2 separate regions of the Homo sapiens genome follow, and region 1 is linked to region 2. Evidence: chromatin loops called from intact Hi-C (ENCODE). Cell type or tissue: PC-3. All regions are shown on one strand. Each heading gives the region's core, and the rest is flanking DNA. Links, peaks and the distances in the headings are about the cores only.

Region 1 (8,346 bases), core at 71-8,070, 710 kb before region 2:
TGAATTTTTCTTATCCCTTCATTTGAAGTGCTTCATGGCTAATGTTGAGAGTAGCTGTCCAATTTTAACTATTCAAAGCATGTTGCATGTTGCTGAGTTTAGCCACACAAGCTAAGATAAACATGTCAGTAGGTAAAGTCCTCTGTGAGACTGTGAGCTTTCTGAAGGCAGAAGCTTTGCCTTGTGTTTCTAATTATTCTGATGCATTAGCACAGGCTCTAAAACATTGACTGGAAGTATGCCCAACATATCAATATTTTCTAGAATGATCTACATGAAGAGATTCAATTAGATTATAGTAACTAGAAGTATTACTATCAAGGCAGAGAGTTTCAGTAGAAGGAACGCTAGGCAGGATGACAGATTTTAGGATCCAGCGTAAATTTCTTATCTCAACACAGCTGCTGACTTGTCATGGAATCTTGCACAAGTCTCTAATACTTTCTTGAATATAGTGTATGAATCTATAAATATTAAACCATCTGACTTGCTTTTAAAAACAAAGCTATAAATGACAGAATTAAAGTGTTTTAGAGCTAGAAAAAGCCCAAGAGATTGTTTTTTCCTCCTTCTTACCACAACTCTATTTAAAGCTCACACAATCCCACTTAAAGCTGTCATTCAAAAATATTAAATGATTTGACAAAGGAGCACAAATGATTGGTTACTGAACCAAGGTTTCCTTCTTTCCATTCCAGTCTTATTAGAAAATCTTACGTGTTAAGTACAATCTGATGTAACTCATATTTAGAATATACTCTAGAATTTACAAAACAATTGTTTAAATGCCAATCTTTCTACATGATAAGCATTGCCATTCTGACTTTTTGCAGGAGAGAACACAGAATCAGTGAACTTAGAATTTAAACTGACTTATCCACATTCACAAGAGACTGAGCTGGGACTTGGACTGTCCATCCGTCTTTACACTTCCTCCTACTTTAAGTAGTAAAGTACTTGCTGAATTCCATTGGTTGTGTTATAATTACATGGACTAATCTTTATGTTGTTGCTTGCACATAACATTTAGTAGTTACATTTCCCCTATTTCTCTTTTATAGATTCTAATTTTCAGTGTTGAAAAATCTGATTTTCCTCACTTGTGAATCATGAAATTAAGATACTTTTCTTCTTGTTAGTAAAATGTTGCACCCTTAATGGAGGAAATCAGGGGGAAATTAGTACTTACAACCTTACTGGGCATATTTATGCAAAACTGTTCACATGTCTATATAATAATGTATAACACCAAACATAGCGGCAAGACATGATATGTAAATGTAATGGAAAAAAATACTTAACCTGCCTTAAGGTAGATAAAAAAGAATTCTCATTTAAATGAACTTTCTAAATTGAGTAAAACAATTAGTAGAAAGATTTTGAAGGGCTTGTTCTTAAGCTGTAAATTAACTCTAGAAGGTGAAATCTCCTGTCTGGGTTAAGCTTAGGGCAAACTTGTCTCCTAGTGGTTAACTTCATTGAACAGTTAAGTAAGTGACTATTCAGATACTTGATACAAGTTTAAGAACATTTGCTTACTGATGTCAGTAAGGTGACAGTCTGCACAGTTTGAAAACTACATTTGAAGTTGTTTTTTCTCAAATAAATTCTGGTACCACAGAGATATCCCTTTCCTGTAAATTCAAAGCATCCTTAAGCAGCCTATCTTACCTTAAGGCACACTAAATAGATTATGAGACAGGAGGTGTTAGTAACATACTGAATCTCAGAATTTGGAAATACAAAAAGAATAAAAAGGTGCAACTGAATTGGACAAATATAGTTCCGTAGCTACTTAAAGAAACATTACCATTCAATGTTAAATTCCAAAATATTGAAATTAATGGTTTATGTAAGTTTTGATTGGTGCAAACTGTTAGTCGTTCTAATTAGAATCCCAATAATTTAAACAATGTTATATGATATTATTATTCTTTTATCTCACTGAATACCTGCCTTGCTGATTCAGACTTAGATAGTAAGAAAACATAAATGTTCCAGACAACACATTACTTTGAAATCAGAATTCCAAAGACAAAGATAATATTCTGAGCTAAAGTGTTTCTAGAAAATGTGGGATTCAAGATGCAAACAATAAAATAGGTAAAGTTTGAATTGGCAAAAATAAATAGTAGTAATATAAAATAAAGAGCATTTAAGCTGAGCAGAAAACATAAGCAGATAGTTAGATTTAACAGCATACTTACCATGTTCAGTAAGGCAGTGAGATGCTACTTCCTACGGGTTCATGAATTTTTTAGAAGGGTGTCAAGGGAGATTATCTATAATGAATGCTAGATATCCATATTTCTTCAGTTAAAAATGTTCAAATTCACTAGAGTGTTTCATGCATATCCAGCAAATATGTATCACTGAATGAGTTGCTGCAACCTCTGATGGTGCAGGTTGATAATTATACCTGATGCCTGCTGAGGGTGTGGCTAGGGCCTGCAATCCAGCCTGTGTCTACTTACCAAGTCAGGACTACAAACATCAAGAGGAAAGGAAGCCTCCTTCTAATTCATTCAAATCTCCCTAGGAGCCAGATGCAGACCTAACACACACAGTCTCTCCACATTTCTTCTCTTTCACTTCAAAAACGGATAATTCCATTCCTGCTTTCTTACTTGAGTTTCTCAAAACATAAATCTTATTTATAGAATGCATTACCAATACTATGATAATGCCTCATTCTTAACAAACAAGTTCTCCTTTTATTTACCATGCACCCATGACAATTATTAAGATGAGTAAATTTGTTCCATGCAACTACTCTGGGGTTTGAATTCAAACCCTAGATTGTACAAATTTTTCTTACCTTTTCAGTACTCATTGCTTTCCATTCCTACACCCCTTTAGAGAAGGAAAAGCTACAGTTCTTATTGACCACATTAATATGCCTAGTTAATAACAAAAAATAAAGCAAAACTATTTTCTTTTGGTTATTTGAAAAACACTTTTGCTTTAAAATTGAAATCATTCTTCCTCAAGATTATTTAAATCTGAACTAATTATACTGTTAAAATTTTGAAATAATATTATAGTATTTGATAATGTTTTGAGATCGAAGATAGATTTATCACCAAGTGTGGGTAAATTAGTAGGGGAAATAGCACTTGCCAAAAGCTTAACATATAAAGATCAATGTATTTTACCCTACAGACAACTCAAGGTTATGGTCATATTTAACACACCTAGTCCCTTGTGCCAGCTAAAGTTTTTAAAAGCTCCTTGCCTAGACTTAATGCTTCAGTTCGATTTACTCATATATTTTCAGTGCATACTGTATGTCAGATTCTATAGTAAAACTGATGCATCGCTACAAAAATCTCTTTAAATGGAAGCAAAAACGAAGAATAAGTCATGTAATTGACTTGGTAAGAAATCTCATCTGAATTTCAGACCCCATTCTTCCCATCAGGGGGCACTGTTGTATAATCATTCATAGCACTTTAGTTTTTTCTCCCATCTCCAAGCCCCTCCACCTTTCCATCTTCTCTAGTAATAAGATACATGTTCAGGTCAAATGGAATCCCAGAATTTTTCAGAGAGATGTGTTTTATTTACTTATTCCTTCAAAATGGATGAATATTTTAATATTTATGTTTTTTAAGCCTGATCTTTGTTTCAGATAACGTAAAGGCAAATCGGAGGTGTAAAAGATTCCGAAAAAATACAATCTGTCTTGAAGTTAAATTTCACACTTTCCCTACTATGTACTTCTTTAAAGTAAAAGCTAGATTTTATATATTTAATAATTGAGTGTCAACCCTATCATTTTCACCACTTCCTCATATGAACCATCTTGATAAAGGAACTACCCATATTTTAAGACGGGCAACTTGAGCTTTAGGTTATTTTAGTTTCCAAATTTATATTATTATAAATAAACTTTTAAAGTTCATAAGGGAATAACAATTATGCTCTATGTGGTAAGTGCAGTAAGAGGAATGTTTGGAGAACAGCTATAAAGACAGCAAAGTCTAAATCAAAGTGAGCAACACAGAACAAGGTGGTCAAAATAAAAGACAGAAGGGTACTAGGCCCCAGAAGACTCAGATGTTTGAACTCTTAATCTATCGTCTATATTTATTACATCTGGGCCTTGTAAGGTATCTGGTCCCTTATCCACAAATACATACACATACACATACAATTTATTCTCATAAGTATAACAAGCGTAAGCTAGAGGTGATTCTAATATTTTGCTTCATGACAATAGAAAAAAACTTTTGACATACATTTTTTAAAAAGCCACCTTATTATTTACATTCCTTCTACATGCCTAAAACCCCCTCTACTGCCTATGGGATAGAGTACGAGTTCCTTTGCCTGAATTTCAAGCCCCAGGTCCTGTGGCATTTGAATACCTCTTCAGCTTCATTTCTCACTCAACATTTCTTCCTTTAGTAAGCTCACTTTCTACACTCCAGGTTCTACACACACATACACACACACACACACACACACACACGTTACTGTCTTATGAATGTATCATTTTTATAGCCTGCCTTTTCTGGGTTATTTTTTCTGCTTTCAGCACTTTCCTTCTATTATTTCTTCAGCTGGTAAATTCCAACTTATCCTGAAATGAACTGGACATCAATTTGTCTAAAAGCTCTCTTGGACCACCTATTTCAATTTCCTAGAGCTACTATAGCCAAATACCACAGACTGGGTGGCTTAAACAATAAAAGTTTATTTTCTCATCGTTCTGGAGACTAGAAATTTAAGATCAAGATGTTGACAGGTTTGGTTTCTTCTGAAACCTCTCTGCTTAGCTTGTGGGTGGCCACCTCCTCACTGTGTCTGAGTATCCAAACTTCCCTCTCTTATAAGATACCAGTCAGACTGGATTAGGGCCCATCCTAATGACCTCATCTTAATCATCACTTTAAAGGCTCTATCTCCAAACTCAGTCACATTCTGAGGTACTTGGGGTTAAGATGTCAACATATGATTTGAAGTCGGGAGGCATAATTCAGTCCTTAAGACCATCTAAACTAATTTGTGTGCCTCCTTTTCTGTGATCTCATAGTATTTCTCTAACGATACTGCATAGACGTTTTCTGTTTAGTTCTATGAACTTTGTTTCCTCAACTAAACTTGAAGAAGTATAAATATATTTCACTAAGGATGCATCACAATTTCAAAGATTTTATGCTATGAAAATATAGTTCATGGTAATCACTGGACATCACCGATGGTATGATATTTTATTTTAGTGACGTTAAAAAGTGAAAAAGATGCATCTTCTGATTGGTAAAACACTGTACTCGTTCTATCCTGAAGGCTTAGTCGAGTAACAAATCTACATTAGGGACTCAGGAAATAGTTTTTGAATTCAAGGATTAATTTATCTTCATAACTCTTGTGTGAAATGGGAAGTTTGGAATTACACCAATTTTAAATAGAATAAATTATGCCTCATAGAAAATATATATTCAAATTACAGTTATTTGGAAAGAATCCAAAGATTAGAACCCATATGCTTGGATTATTTTTTCAGTGCTTTCCCTATGTTTCAGAACTAATAAACTGCAAAACAGAGACCAGAAATAAAGAAATTGAAAAAGCAGACACCAAGAAATAAATTCTGATTCTGAGTCTAGATATCTATCCACTTTTTCAAACTACCTGGAATGTAGTTCTAATCTTCTTAATTCACTGGTCAGAAAGAAGATGTTGTATTGCTTCATGGTTATATATTTTTTATCAACAGTAATGTAACACTTGTATTCCACCTTGGACTATAAGAACGTTTAAACTGGAAGATAATTACAGGAGCTTCAGGAGAACAATAAATACGAAGAATATGATAAGTTATTTAGAGTAAGTTGATTGAGAAGGTGGTAAAGAAATTCATGGTAAGAGCACAACTTGAGTTGGACTTTGAAAGGTTTATTGAAAGACTGTGTGTGCGTGTGCGTGTGTGTGTGTGTGTGTTTGTGTGTGTGTGCATGTGTGTTACAGGGTGGTTAAAGAGTTTTTTCCCTTTGACAAAAGTAAAAAAAGAGGGCAAAACGTGGAGACTATTCTGAAACTTGACGACAGAAGGCATTATTAGTCAAAATATGAGACTTGCTAAGTTCACTGTGCTTGGGAACACTGCTGTTTAATTCCTTAATTTCCCAGGCTTTTATGATTTTCTTATGTATTTTGGTGTAAGTGATCACAAACTTTGTAATTCCCCACAGCTGATCCATCTGTTTATTGTGAAAGGTGATAGAAAGAACTGTATACAAGGCTATATTTTATATATAAATAAGACTGTATCTTATTTAATACATAATTACTTTGAGTAGGTATTGTCTCTATTTTATAGATATAGATACATATAGATAGGCCTACTGCAGTATATTTAAAATTTTTGGTATAAATATCACCGTCAATGTATCCTTCTACTATTAATTTCACACTTCGATAATTATGATCTCACATACATGGTTAACTGGTATTGTTTCCTGAGCTTGAAACAAGTAATACATTTACCCCTGCTAGATCTTGGATGTAAGAAAACTATATGTTACAGAGATAGATTAAACACATTAGATACAATCGTCTAACACAGCTGTTTAAAAATGCTGTTTTGACCCCATTTTGAGGCCTTGACTGGAGGCCAATCTGTTCCCCTTCTTGGGCAGCTGATGAAGTTCACACTCCAACCCCTTCTTCATCAGACCCTTACATTCTGGGCTCCTCTACACCAGCCCTCATTGCCCCAGGCCTAGGTTCCACACTAAAAGGAACAGCTCCTAGGCTCCAGATCCTGTCAAAATTATTCAAATTAGCCAATCCACAGTAAGTCTGAGAAACCTAGCTAACCCCACCCTGCTTACCACAGATAAGCTTGCTGTTACACTGTTCATAGGTGCAACCTCTGTCTAGCCCTGCAACTTTGTTGAAAGCTGCAAGTAATAGAGTTCTGCTTTCCATCTATTCAAGTGTCTGTGTTTTGTCCCACGCTCAAAAGAAATCTTAAATCTACCAATCTCGTAATTTCAGCACTTAAATATGAAAAAGAAAGAGAGAGAGGGACAGAGAAAGAGAAAGAAAAAGAAAGAGAGAAAAAAAAGAGAAAGAAAAAGAAATCAAGAGGAGCTATTCAGTTCGTAGAAGCAGAGCAGAACGGTGGTTGTCAGGGGCTGGGGGAGGATGAATGAGGAGACGGTGGTCAAGGTGTACAAAGTTTCAGTTTTGCAAGATCTGGAAATCTAAAGTACAGCAACGTGACTGTAGTTAACAATACCGTATTGTATACCTGAAATCCACTCAGCAGGTGGATTTTATGTTCTCTACACACACAAACGATGGTAACCGTATGAGGTGATGAATATGTTAGTTTCTGGTGATACACAAGGTATATATCAATACATCAAGTTGTACAACTTAAACGTATATAACGTCTGTTTGTCAATTATACCTCAGTAAAGATGAGAGGAAGGAAGAAGCTATTTCAGTAGGCTTCCCGTTTATCCAGAAATTTGGCTTATTCTACTAAAATAATATTTAATTGTTTTTATTCAGTATCAATTCTAACACATAGTAGGTATCAAACAATTTTGATCTCCTGATCAAAAAATAGTGAGTCAATAAATTCAATCTTCATTGTTCAATCTTCTTATGGTCCACAGCATTCATAGGAAATTTTAACCAAAATTGGTGAAATAGTCTATGTGTTGCTGTACAAAATAAACATATACCTTCTACTTTTTAAAATTTTGTACCTCAAGTTTTACTATTGAGAAAATATGTAAGAAAATATCAAAGTAGAGGAGTTAAACTCAAGACAACTGGAGGAACTGGGACATAATTTACTTTATGTTTTACAGGAAGGTGAATTCTGATAAAAATCCTTCATTGGGATTTTCAGGAGATAATTTGTTTAACTAACACACCTTAGAACGTAATCTCTTCTAAAAGGTAAGCTCCATAAGGACAGGATCTTACAACAATGCCTAGTACATAGTAGGTACGAATAATACATGTAGAAAAAAATAAATGAACCTAAGATGTTGACTTCTTAATTCACTTTCTATTATAACACAGTGGGTTACAGAACTTTTGTTTTTGTTTTTGTTTTGAGACGGAGTCTCGCTCTTTCCCCCAGGGCGGACTGCAGTGGTGCTATCTCGGCTCACTGCAAGCTCCGCCTCCCGGCTTCACGCCATTCTCTTGCCTCAGCCTCCCTAGTAGCTGGGACTACAGGCGCCTGCCACTGCACCGGGCTAATTTTTTGTATTTTTAGTAGAGACGGGGTTTCACGGGGTTACCCAACTTTTAAAGAGACTATTGTATAGGTAGCTTTTCCCCGGACCCAGCAACTGGATGTAGGAATTAGGGATT
Region 2 (8,346 bases), core at 199-8,198:
GGTTGCAATCCTAGTCTCTGATAAAACAGACTTTAAACCAACAAAGATCAAAAGAGACAAAGAAGGCCATTACATAATGGTAAAGGGATCAATTCAACAAGAAGAGCTAACCATCCTAAATATATATGCACCCAATACAGGAGCACCCAGATTCATAAAGCAAGTCCTGAGTGACCTACAAAGAGACTTAGACTCCCACGCATTAACAGTGGGAGACTTTAACACCCCACTGTCAGCATTAGACAGATCAACGAGACAGAAAGTCAACAAGGATACCCAGGAATTGAACTCAGCTCTGCACCAAGCGGACCTAATAGACATCTACAGAACTCTCCACCCCAAATCAACAGAATATACATTTTTTTCAGCACCACACCACACCTATTCCAAAATTGACCACATACTTGGAAGTAAAGCTCTCCTCGGCAAATGTAAAAGAACAGAAATTATAACAAACTATCTCTCAGACCACAGTGCAATCAAACTAGAACTCAGGATTAAGAATCTCACTCAAAACCGCTCAACTACATGGAAACTGAACAACCTGCTCCTGAATGACTACTGGGTACATAATGAAATGAAGGCAGAAATAAAGATGTTCTTTGAAACCAACGAGAACAAAGACACAACATACCAGAATCTCTGGGACACATTCAAAGCAGTGTGTACAGGGAAATTTATAGCACTAAATGCCCACAAGAGAAAGCAGGAAAGATCTAAAACTGACACCCTAACATCACAATTAAAAGAACTAGAAAAGCAAGAGCAAACACATTCAAAAGCTAGCAGAAGGCAAGAAATAACTAAAATCAGAGCAGAACTGAAGGAAATAGAGATGCAAAAAACCCTTCAAAAAATTAATGAATCCAGGAGCTGGTTTTTTGAAAGGATCAACAAAATTGATAAACTGCTAGCAAGACTAATAAAGAAAAAAAGAGAGAAGAATCAAATAGACGCAATAAAAAATGATAAAGGGGTTATCACCACCGATCCCACAGAAATACAAACTACCATCAGAGAATACTACAAACACCTCTACGCAAATAAACTAGAAAATCTAGAAGAAATGGATAAATTCCTCGACACATACACTCTCCCAAGACTAAACCAGGAAGAAGTTGAATCTCTGAATAGACCAATAACAGGGTCTGAAATTGTGGCAATAATCAATAGCTTACCAACCAAAAAGAGTCCAGGACCAGATGGATTCACAGCCGAATTCTACCAGAGGTACAAGGAGGAACTGGTACCATTCCTTCTGAAACTATTCCAATCAATAGAAAAAGAGGGAATCCTCCCTAACTCATTGTATGAGGCCAGCATCATCCTGATACCAAAGCCGGGCAGAAACGCAAACAAAAAAGAGAGTTTTAGACCAATATCCTTGATGAACATTGATGCAAAAATCCTCAATAAAATACTGGCAAACCGAATCCAGCAGCACATCAAAAAGCTTATCCACCATGATCAAGTGGGCTTCATCCTTGGGATGCAAGGCTGGTTGAATATATACAGATCAATAAATATAATCCAGCATATAAACAGAACCAAAGACAAAAACCACATGATTATCTCAATAGATGCAGAAAAGGCCTTTGACAAAATTCAACAACGCTTCATGCTAAAAACTCTCAATAAATTAGGTATTGATGGGACGTATTTCAAAATAATAAGAGCTATCTATGACAAACCCACAGCCAATATCATACTGAATGGGCAAAAACTGGAAGCATTCCCTTTGAAAACTGGCACAAGACAGGGATGCCCTCTCTCACCACTCCTATTCACCATAGTGTTGGAAGTTCTGGCCAGGGCAATTAGGCAGGTGAAGGAAATAAAGGGTATTCAATTAGGAAAAGAGGAAGTCAAATTGTCCCTGTTTGCAGATGACATGATTGTATATCTAGAAAACCCCATTGTCTCAGCCCAAAATCTCCTTAAGCTGATAAGCAACTTCAGCAAAGTCTCAGGATACAAAATCAATGTACAAAAATCACAAGCATTCTTATACACCAACAACAGACAAACAGAGAGCCAATTCATGAGTGAACTCCCATTCACAATTGCTTCAAAGAGAATAAAATACCTAGGAATCCAACTTACAACGGATGTGAAGGACCTCTTCAAGGAGAACTACAAACCACTGCTCAGTGAAATAAAAGAGGACACAAACAAATGGAAGAACATTCCATGCTCATGGGTAGGAAGAATCAATATCGTGAAAATGGCCATACTGCCCAAGGTAATTTACAGATTCAATGCCACTCCCATCAAGCTACCAATGACTTTCTTCACAGAATTGGAAAAAACTACTTTAAAGTTCATATGGAACCAAAAAAGAGCCCGCATTGCCAAGTCAATCCTAAGCCAAAAGAACAAAGCTGGAGGCATCACACTACCTGACTTCAAACTATACTACAAGGCTACAGTAACTAAAACAGCATGGTACTGGTACCAAAACAGAGATATAGATCAATGGAACAGAACAGAGCCCTCAGAAATAACGCCGCATATCTACAACTATCTGATCTTTGACAAACCTGACAAAAACAAGCAATGGGGAAAGGATTCCCTATTTAATAAATGGTGCTGGGAAAACTGGCTAGCCATATGCAGAAAGCTGAAACTGGATCCCTTCCTTACACCTTATACAAAAATCAATTCAAGATGGATTAAAGACTTAAACGTTAGACCTAAAACCATAAAAACCCTAGAAGAAAACCTAGGCAATACCATTCAGGACATAGGCATGGACAAGGACTTCATGTCTAAAACACCAAAAGCAATGGCAACAAAAGCCAAAATTGACATATGGGATCTAATTAAACTAAAGAGCTTCTGCACAGCAAAAGAAACTACCATCAGAGTGAACAGGCAACCTACAAAATGGGAGAAAATTTTCGCAACCTACTCATCTGACAAAGGGCTAATATCCAGAATCTACAGTGAACTCAAACAGATTTACAAGAAAAAAACAAACAACCCCATCAAAAAGTGGGTGAAGGACATGAACAGGCACTTCTCAAAAGAAGACATTTATGCAGCCAAAAAACACATGAAAAAATGCTCACCATCACTGGCCATCAGAGAAATGCAAATCAAAACCACAATGAGATACCATCTCACACCAGTTAGAATGGCAATCATTAAAAAGTCAGGAAACAACAGGTGCTGGAGAGGATGTGGAGAAATAGGAACACTTTTACACTGTTGGTGGGACTGTAAACTAGTTCAACCATTGTGGAAGTCAGTGTGGCGATTCCTCAGGGATCTAGAACTAGAAATACCATTTGACCCAGCCATCCCATTACTGGCTATATACCCAAAGGACTATAAATCATGCTGCTATAAAGACACATGCACACGTATGCTTATTGCGGCATTATTCACAATAGCAAAGAGTTGGAACCAACCCAAATGTCCAACAATGATAGACTGGATTAAGAAAATGTGGCACATATACACCATGGAATAATATGCAGCCATAAAAAAGGATGAGTTCATGTCCTTTTTAGGGACGTGGATGAAATTGGAAGTCATCATTCTCAGTAAACTATCGCAAGAACAAAAAACCAAACACCGCATATTCTCACTCATAGGTGGGAATTGAACAATGAGAACACATGGACACAGGAAAGGGAACATCACACTCTGGGGACTGTTGTGGGGTGGGGGGAGGGGGGAGGGATAGCATTGGGAGATATACCTAATGCTAGATGACGAGTTAATGGGTGCAGCGCACCAGCATGGCACATGTATACATATGTAACTAACCTGCACATTGTGCACATGTACCCTAAAACTTAAAGTATAATAATAAAAAAAAAAAGAAAGAAAAACTAAGCCATGAATTTAGATCTTAAGAACTATTATCTTATAAGAAAAATACATGGAGCAAAGATTAAAAGACACCTTTGTTTCAGGTGAAATATCAATTCCAGGTTTGTTTGGTTTTTTTTTCAAATAGCTCATGGTATGAATATTTATTTAATGACTTCCTCAGTGAACAGTACAAAATTGCTTTCTATCAGCTCCCTCTCCTGTCTGCTTGGTGGCTTTCTTCACCTTTTTTTCCTCTCTATCCAATAGTTCCAGACCCAATAAATTTTTCTCATACCTTTTTGAAAGAAAATATTCTTATCTGAGATTTCTTTCTTCCATTTCTTTCTACTATATTATATCTTCTGCAACAGTAGAATAATCAGTAAATGTTTCAGGAAGAGGTTTACTTATTGCACGGGTATAAAGGACATACATACTTAAAATATTATATGATTTACCACACATATAATAAAATGTGTTTTTATTTTATAATAACTCATTGACATAGTAGCCAATCCAAAAAAGCTACCATAGTAATATATCTAGATGTCATTTTTGGAAAAAAAATTGTAAAATGTTTGCAAGCTTAAATCATTGTATTTTTGCTGTAAAATACAATTACAATTCACAATTTAAAAGATTTCAGTTTCAGTTTGTTTTAAAGAGTTAGCATTAGGCCAGGCGTGGTGGCTCACGCCTGTAATCCCAGCACTTTGGGAGGCCGAGACGGGCGGATCACGAGGTCAGGAGATCAAGACCATCCTGGCTAACACGGTGAAACCCAGTCTCTACTAAAAATACAAAAATAAAAATAAAAATAAAAATTAGCCAGGCGTGGTGGCGAGCGCCTCCAGTCGCAGCTACTCGGGAGGCTGAGGCAGCAGAATGGCGTGAACCCGGGAGGCGGAGGTTGCAGTGAACCGAGATCGCGCCACTGCACTCCAGCCTGGGCGACAGAGCGAGATTCCATCTCAAAAAAAAAAAAAAAAAAGAGAGTTAGCATTAGACGCCACATTTATAGCACAAGTCTGTTTCATAAGATCACTTTTTTGAAGTAGCAAAACAGACAATAAAAGTGAAAAAATAATATAATTGGGGAACATTATTAATTTCAAATGAATGTATTCTGTACTATTTTGTTATCACACAGGATTCAAAAGACATTATGTGAAATATCTTCCTCTACTTACAAAATAGAATCTATGCTCTAAATAATTTTGTAAAGGGAAATGAAGGACATCCCTTTTCTAGCCCAACAAAACAAAATTAAAGTAAAATGTCCAGAAGAGGTAATCACTGTCAAAATGAGCAAATAAAATAAGGTCATTAAAATAAAACATGTCACCATCAGCAAACATACATGAATACACAGCATCCAGCCAAGAAAATAGTGATTTTCTGCATATTTAGAATACTAGAGTCATTGTATCCACATATATTTATACAAAATTTAAATAATTTTATACCTTAAAAAGTCTAAGGATAAAAAGAAATTTTGTAAGCATCTATAGCTAAAGATATGAAGGAAGTAATTTTGATTCCTAAATCTACAGTCTCATTTCCTTCTCGCAAAAAAAAACTATGAGTTAGTAGTCAATATCATCTTTTACAGGGAAAGAAATGAAAACATAGAAAGGTTATGGTGTTGCTCAGGGAAACACCTGGGTTAAACCTGAGTCTAAGAAGCCCATGCTCTTTTTGTGACCTCACCATATGCCATGAATGTGGTTTCTTCTCTCTTCTCTCTCTTCTGTGGAGTTCATTCTAGATGCAGTTGTCAATCCCTAGATTTTCATTTCATTCCATTCTTCTCTTTGTCAAAACCTCCTAACTCACACAGTCATAGAGTAACAGTGGATCAAAACCTGAAGAATATGCTTTAAATTCATTGATTATAATTCTTTTGATTGAGAAATTAATAAACTAGGGAGAGAAGCAAGGTGACCTGTACAAGTCACAGTAAAGGGAAAAACTGAGAAGAAACTCAAATATCATCTAATCTTGAGATAAATATTATTCTCTTGCTTTGGAACAAAATCCCAATTTTTTCAGTTTATCTTAGAATCCTCCAAATTTCCTCATTTTATAATTTTTAACCTCTCTCTTTGCATTAAAAGCATTCTTTCTGTACATTAATTAGCTTTCCTACTGTTTTCCTACACATTTGTTTTGTTTCTGCCTCTCTTCCCACCAACTGAAAAGAGTTTGTCTAAGAAGTCAGTTTAATCCATCACCACAATGACCATTTCTGTTCCTCCAGTGTTTCTACAGTCTTTTACAGGTATTTTTTCCTTAAGTTTCTTATTAAGCTGTGTCCTGACTGAACGATTTTCCATCTTTTCAATGTCAGTGGTCAAACTTCTCACTTCCTTTGAATCCCCAAAAGCATATGGTATCAAACATACCAGATTTATTAGAAGTATACATTCAAGAAAATTCTTTGAATAAAAGATGAGATACACAGAATAATCTTTAAATGCTGATGTTCTAAAGATCTCAATATCCCCTTCCACAATTAGAACAGGATTGTGTCTCATTAAAAAAAAAATAGAATATTTGGGTAGACAGATAAGCTTAGAATGAAAATTGAAGTAAAATAAAAATTTCTTCCTAGACTCAAACCTTTAATGATTTTAATACTATAATTTTTTTACCATTGAAAAGTAGATATTTTTTCTTGTATATAATATTATGACAGGTATTTTGTACGTAAAGAAAGATTTTACTTGTCCAAAATTATACAGCTAATAAGTTTTAAAGTCAAAACTGAACCTAAAATTCAAATACCACATCCTTTAATCCATATGACTCCCTATGTTAGCTATATTATTATAATTATTAAAATAATGTTTACTATGACTTCTGCCACTATTACTACTATTACTATTTGGAAACGGCCATATAAGCAAAGCTTCATTGGCTTCATAGTTAATCCACTCCTGCAAAATAAGTTTTATCAGCAGCATTAATATATCATACTACATAAATGAAAGAAATCAGTCTTATTTATAACATATAGAAATGGCATTTTTTTCCACAGCATCTCAGCCACATTCATTTTTACCTTGAGTTTGGCTATACCATGAGAGATTAGATGGCTCTGAGATATTAAAGTTAGCAACATAATGAGATGTCAAAAAACATCACATTCATTTAAAGTGGTTAGGTGAATCTTGGAACCAAAGTCACTTTAAAATAACTTAGGCACTGAAAAGTAAATGCAGCAGTTAGAGAACTAATGTTAGCATGAAATTGTCCAAGCTGGAAAGACTCATTAGGAGAAAAGTAACAGAAGTCTCCAGAAGGAGAAATATTGAAAATCTGTATCTTAGTCACATATACCTCTATGACTGCACATTTCACATTGAATTATATTCACCCTATGGGTGTATTTCCTCCACCAGGTTTGAACTATTTATTCTCTTTTATATTCTTCCTTTGTACTGCCACTGTCCACAGTAGACCATTTATGTGAGTAAATTAATGTTGAAATTGCATTAAATTACTCACTGTGGCACTTACTAACAAGACCACGTTAAAGAATGAGAAACAAACAAACACAGTCATATATTTTTAAAACAGTTAATATGTATAATTTTCATAAAATCAATTCTGGATCACTTAACTTCAATCTCAGATAACTACTCCTTCTTACTAAGATTACTGTTATTTGAAAATGTTAAAGAATTGAATGTAAGTTTTAGGAAAATAAATAACTAAGGAAAGTAAAAATTCAAAGAACTAAAATGACTATTCATTGGGCTTCAAGGACATGTTTTATATTTTCTTTATTTTATTTGCAAACTGGGGTTATATACTTAGGATATAAAAGACTTCAGATAAAATATTAACCTTTTTAGTCACCGTCTTTTACCTCATCTCTGCTACACTTATCGCGCCATCTTTAAATATTCAGTGTTTAAAGAAAAAGTCTTAAAACTTGAATTCATTCCCCCAAACACATAAATTGCTTGTCATAATTTGTCAATTAAAGCATCAGGAGAAGGCATCTGTACAAGCAATGTAATACCAGAAATTCAGCAATATTTAAACTGCCTTCCACTCAATTGCACTATGGTAATTTTATGTTTTATCATATTCAGTTCTACTGAGGAATTTTTAGTGTATATATTCATTCTAAAACAATTTATATGACATTATTAAAATTAAGCATAAGTAAACTTTGGTTCAGATACAATGACGATTAAATACTATTACGGTTTCAAATTTGTTGTCTATTAACCTCCTTTAATATTGTAACAGAAAAACTAGAATTTATATACAAGTTGACATTTGAATTTTAAAACACAGAAAAGTAGTGCATATTTCAAGAGATATATTCTCTGCTTTATTATCAAATGCTCTAAAATCGCTACTACCTTTAAAAAGCCCATGAATTAAAGTTTACCCAAAATTTGTCAAACACAGAAATATACTCTCATCTACATTTCTTGCTGAGTTTCTGTTTGATTTAGGGCTTCCATTAAACATTTATTACTAGGAAAAAAAGAAAACCTGCCAGTC

What was found. A loop is a pair of places that touch in the nucleus more often than their neighbours do. Peaks named below come from ENCODE experiments on the same cell type or tissue, not always from the same donor. Only the 100,000 strongest peaks of a DNase experiment are listed, where the experiment ranks them.
Region 1: it touches region 2 in a loop (12-fold over the local background); 7 of 110 quality-filtered maps call a loop at or near these places.

Annotation. Positions count from the first base shown.
Region 1 is chr11:99,734,745-99,743,090 of GRCh38, reverse strand. The region is part of intron 3 of CNTN5 (contactin 5); the gene reads right to left. Among named protein-coding and RNA genes, the nearest start is that of CNTN5, 720 kb to the right of the region's middle. In PC-3, for the core only: a CTCF peak has its summit at 3,425 (motif pointing right); a DNase peak (open chromatin) is centred at 3,420; H3K27me3 peaks cover 1,609 bases.
Region 2 is chr11:99,027,248-99,035,593 of GRCh38, reverse strand. The region is part of intron 1 of CNTN5 (contactin 5); the gene reads right to left. Among named protein-coding and RNA genes, the nearest start is that of CNTN5, 10 kb to the right of the region's middle. In PC-3, for the core only: a CTCF peak has its summit at 4,068 (motif pointing left); no DNase peak of the experiment used is centred there; H3K27me3 peaks cover 527 bases.